Linked DNA regions of Mus musculus: region 2 is linked to region 1. Evidence: chromatin loops called from intact Hi-C (ENCODE). Cell type or tissue: heart. All regions are shown on one strand.

What was found. Hi-C counts contacts between places; a loop is a spot of excess contacts. Peaks named below come from ENCODE experiments on the same cell type or tissue, not always from the same donor. Only the 100,000 strongest peaks of a DNase experiment are listed, where the experiment ranks them.
Region 2: it touches region 1 in a loop (2.7-fold over the local background); 7 of 42 quality-filtered maps call a loop at or near these places.

What each region holds. Positions count from the first base shown.
Region 1 is chr11:89,057,462-89,059,961 of GRCm38, forward strand. It overlaps Dgke (diacylglycerol kinase, epsilon), which reads right to left. Exons shown (of 11, transcript NM_019505.4): 1 at 2,470-2,500. Among named protein-coding and RNA genes, the nearest start is that of Dgke, 2.0 kb to the right of the region's middle. In heart, a CTCF peak has its summit at 1,267 (motif pointing left); no DNase peak of the experiment used is centred here; H3K4me3 peaks cover 1,406 bases; H3K27ac peaks cover 668 bases.
Region 2 is chr11:89,001,806-89,004,305 of GRCm38, forward strand. The region is part of intron 1 of Trim25 (tripartite motif-containing 25); the gene reads left to right. Among named protein-coding and RNA genes, the nearest start is that of Gm11496, 3.6 kb to the left of the region's middle. In heart, no CTCF peak of the experiment used is centred here; DNase peaks (open chromatin) are centred at 1,054, 1,516, 1,878 and 2,176; H3K4me3 peaks cover 8 bases.

The DNA.
Region 1 (2,500 bases):
ATTTGGCATGTAAATTGTTGTCACAGGGAGATAAGCAGTAAGGGATAAATTGAGGAGAGCCACATAGTTTTCTATTCAGAAAATGCTGTTCTTGGAACAAAACAAAATAAAAACAAAACCCAAAAAACAAGCAAACAAAAACCTATAGTGTTGAAAAAGCAAGGGCATGGGCTGGGGAGATGGCTCTGCAGTTAAAAGCATTTATTACTCTTGCAGAGCACTGGGTTAGACTCCCAGCAACCACACCGTGGCTCATAAGCAGCTAGAACTCTAGTTAGGGACCTGGGGATACCAAACATGAATGGGGTATATAATTATGAATGCAGGCAGAACACCAGTGCATATAAAACAACTCTAATGCCCTGAAGAACCTCTCAAAACCTCCTGATAGGGCTACCCATGGTGGTGGCCTTATAAAAGAGAATTGCAACCTAAAAATAGTATATTATTACTGAACATAATCTGCAAAAATATCCACTCAAGTATTTCATAATAATTTCCTCTGGGAAGACAAGACTAAGGCTGGGAAGGCCTGAACTTCTAACCCTGTTATTTTTGGGTGTCAGTTAAGTTTCTAAAAACTAGAATATATTCATGAATTTCTTTACTAAGTTTTTTGTTTGTTTGTTTTTTTGGTTTTTCGAGACAGGGTTTCTCTGTGTAGCCCTGGCTGTCCTGGAAGTCACTCTGTAGACCAGGCTGGCCTCGAACTCAGAAATCCGCCTGCCTCTGCCTCCCAATATCTAGGCATTTTTTAAGGTTAGAGGGATGACTCTGTGATTAAGGGCACTGGATGCTCTCCTGTAGAGAGCCTAGGCTTGACTCCTGGCACCTGCATGGCAGCTCACATCCCTCTGTAACCCCAGTTCCAGGGCAACAGATGCTTTCTTTTGGCCTCCATGTGTACTAAGCATACATGCAATGCAGATAAACTTGCAGGTAAAAGACCCACAAGCATACAGGTAAAATAATAATAATAAACCTTAAAAAAAAAGTCAGGTTCAGAAATAGCGTGACCACATGTCTTTGCCTGACTGTGATGACTTTGATTTTAGCTTATCTTCTGGCATCATCATTAACAATGCTCTCAATGTGTCCCAGCAGAGATAGTAAGTTCATAACACGACTTTTTAAAGAGGACAGAAAGGAGAGATGGCTCAACGGTTATAAATGTGTGCAACTGCTCTCACACAGGGCCCTTTGATCCCCAGCACCCACGCTGGGAAGGCTTACAACATCAGCTCCAGGGGAGGCCGATACCTCCTTGTGGCCGCTGTGGGTATCTGCACTTGTGTACAGATACCAACACCAACACACACATGCAACGCGAAAGCACTCACAGTAGCTTCAGAGCTATTAACTTGAAAGCGTGTGTGGGAGTTTCTATTTGTCCAAAATAAAGCCTGTTGGGCAGTGAAGACCAGACAAGGCTCTGACAAGGCTGGGTGTTGGAAGTCTTGGGGAACCAGCCCCACTTTATCTTCAGCTTTCTCAAGTGTGGAACCAGTGAGGAGGAGATAATCTGCAGGGCAGCTCTGCTGTCCACCAGCTTCCAATACCTACAATCCCTTCCAATAGGAAGCCTGTTCCACACAGCATTTCACCGCGCAAGATTCCTTGTTCAGTGTGCATGCTGAAGCCAGGAAAGCAGTCAGGTTAGCTCAGGTGACTCATCTGACACTTAGTCCTGAAAGATCTGACAACAGAAATGTCCTTTCAAGACTGGGGAGAGAGCCCAACAGCCTGATGAGTTAGGAGCCACAGAACTCGAAGGGAGCTCACTTTGCACCCCCACACCCCATAAATAAATGAGTGGAAAACGTAAATCTCCTTTCCCGTCTTGTGTGTCAAACACTTGACTATGACACCAATCGCTACAATAGCTACAGAAATTTAAAGCCCTGCTTTGGGTTGACCCTTGTTTTCATAGTTCCAAATCAAGAACAAATTGGTTTTGTGACTGGCATAAGGTTCTTTGTGTACCCTTCATTCTTCCTTATGTAAAGTGGGATGCTACAGAGTAGCCACGAGCCAGGCAGCACTTAAACAGGCCTTTGATGAAAATTAAGAGCCTTGGCAGGGGTGGGAATTTAGGGGTGGTGTTGGTGGTGGAATTCAGTTGTTAGAGAGCTTGAATAACATGCTTAAGGCTTTTGGGTTGGATACCCAGCACCTCATGAACTGGTTCAGGTGATGCAAACCTGTATTTTCAGCACGGGGAGGCGAAGCATTAAAAGTTCAAGGTCATCTGCTATCCTTAGTGAGTTTGAGGCTAGCCCGGGCCACAGGGGAGAGACTGTCTCACAAAGGGTAAAAACAAAAATAAAAACAAACAAAAACACCAACCAACATCTACATGAGACTTGCTTCAAACGCCAGGGATGCCGTGAATAGTTTGGGCCATTTGCTGAGATGAATTTAGGTCTCACCACCCACTGTTTACAATCCTGCCTCCCATAAAAGCCATACCTGTAATCGCACAGTTTAGGCTGGCTGCCAC
Region 2 (2,500 bases), 56 kb before region 1:
GTCCCTCCCAGATTCAGTGCCAAGATCTTGGTTTAAATTGTGACCCCCAGCAGTAGCTTCCAGCTACAGAAGAATAAAATGGGGAACATGATGGTCTCCAGTTACAGTGAGGGCTGGTGAGATGGCTCAGTGGGTAAGAGCACCCGACTGCTCTTCCGAAGGTCTGGAGTTCAAATCCCAGCAACCACATGGTGGCTCACAACCATCTGTAACAAGATCTGACTCCCTCTTCTGGAGTGTCTGAAGACAGCTACAGTGTACTTACATATAATAAATAAATAAATCTTAAAAAAAAAAAAAAAAAAAGGCATGCTCCAGTTACAGTGAACCTTGGGTGAAGTGAAGCTGGTGTAGTGGCTCATGCCTGTAATTCCAGCCCTTGGGAGGCTTAGGCAGATAAATCATGAGTTTGAGGCCAGCTTGGACTACATCGTTTCAGGTCAGCTACAGGGTGAGACTCTTGTCTCAGAAAGACAACCACAAATAACCAGTGGCCAAGGAGGTGGCTTGGCTGGTAAAGGGACTTGTTACCAAGGCTCTGGCCTGAGTTTGATCTCTGGGACCAATGGTAAAAAGAGAACCAACTCCAGCAAGCTGGTCTTTGACTCGACAATCCGTATGCATGTGATCGTGTGTGTGTGTGTGTGTGTGTGTGTACGTGTACACACAACTAAATGAATGTAATAAAAGAAGCGAAAGTGGATAAGTCAACTCTCTGCAAGATTTCCATGTAAGTTACTACCTACCGGTTCTATTATTGGGCTTGGGCACCCTGGTCTGTGCTCTGGGGCAGCCCCAGGCAGGACAAAGTGTCCAGATTGGTCTCTGTCCCAGTCAAGTGGACTTGCCATCAATCCCTGTAGTAGTACCCTGCTGTATAAGTACATATTTACCAAGGCAGAAGTAAGTGGGGGCATGAGGGGCCTCCCCAGCCAGGAGTGAGCGGCCATTCCTGCTGACTTTTTAATCCCGATACCAGGATTCCTCCTGCCAACCTCCTGCCCATATGTTTTTCAACCCAGCTGCTGTTCTTCCTGTCTCAGTGCCAGACCCTGGCAAGCGTGCTCAGTCTTGAGTATCACGGCTACTAGTTTGGGGGTGCAGACTCAGGATTCCCCTCTCTCCCCCGTGGAGGACCCAGGTCCTTGGTCTGCCACAAGCTCTCCCAGGCTTCCCAGAGTTCTGTATCCTTGACCAGTCCTCAAGCTGCCTCTCTTTGATTTGGAGTGGGGTGCAGTGGACCCCCATCCACAATGAGGGGACTGTTATCTGTGTTTGCTTAATGGTGGATAACCTTTTTAGTGTGGAGGGCTCATAGTGCACTCAATTCTGGAATTGAGTCAGTTGCTAGCACCCGTATGTTTCTTCCAGCCCGGGAGGTAGTTCTGCCTGGATTTGCCCTTTGACCCAAATCTATCTCCGCCACTGTTGGAGACCTGAGGTGGGGGAAGGGTTGTGTCAAAGAGATTGAGCCAAACATCACTGATCTGGGCTTTCTGGCTACAGTTTGCGCAGCCTTGATCTCTGTATCCGGCCCTTAACGAGTGCCAGTGGATGGTGCAAATCCAGCCCCAAGGTTAGGTCCAGCTCTGATGGAGTAGAGGAAGCAGGAAAGTAGAAGAGAGAGCTACTGTGTGTTGAGCTGCTTCATTAGGGGAAGGAAATGCTATTATAATATTTTTTTTTTTGTAGAAATTCCTAGCACACACAGTTTGGTCACTTGTTTATAAATTTAGTACCATTGTTAGTAACCTGTGCCAGTTACTAACAATGTGGTCTTGGCTGAGTCGCCTGATTCCTCGACATCCTTCTGTCGTGTCTGAGTGATGTCTACTTTTCCGTGTTGCTCTAGAAGTAGTAGGTGTCAGGTGCTGGCAGAGTGTGTGAGCCCTTCATGACAGCCCTCATGACTGATGGTGGAGTGTCCCTTCTCATCTCTGTATGGCACCGATCTATCTTAGCAGGGACATAGGAAACTTGCTCCTGGAGGTGGCTGAGAGCCAGACAGTTTTGAATCAGTGTAGTTCTTTCAAGCCCCAGTGGCCAGCTTACCCTGATTCTCAGCCCTCAGTGGCCCTGGCCTGGGGTGGCCAAGTACAGTTGTGCATTTGTCCCTGCCTTGCTGGAGGTGACAAAGCCTCACCCAGCTTCCTTCCCCCTCCTGGAAGTCTCCCCTGGGGAGGACAGCCTTGGGTGTTGGGCTCCTTCGTTGGGTCCCCTTCTGGAAATGCCAAGGCTTTCTTAGTTCTCCAGCACCTTTGATATTTTGTCTACTTTCAAGGCTGTTTGCTGTGGTAGGGTGAGCGACCTCACCCTGCCGTTACAGAATCAGCTGTTCCAGATTGTTACGTCTCTGTGAGCTGGGCCACTTGCTGTCCCCCTTGCTTGGATTTCATGAGCTGTAAAATGAGTAGGAGAAAAAGAAATGTATTAGAATAGAAGCTGACATTTAGTATTGACAGATCCTCCAGGCAGGGCTCTGAGCACAGTCCTTGGTTAG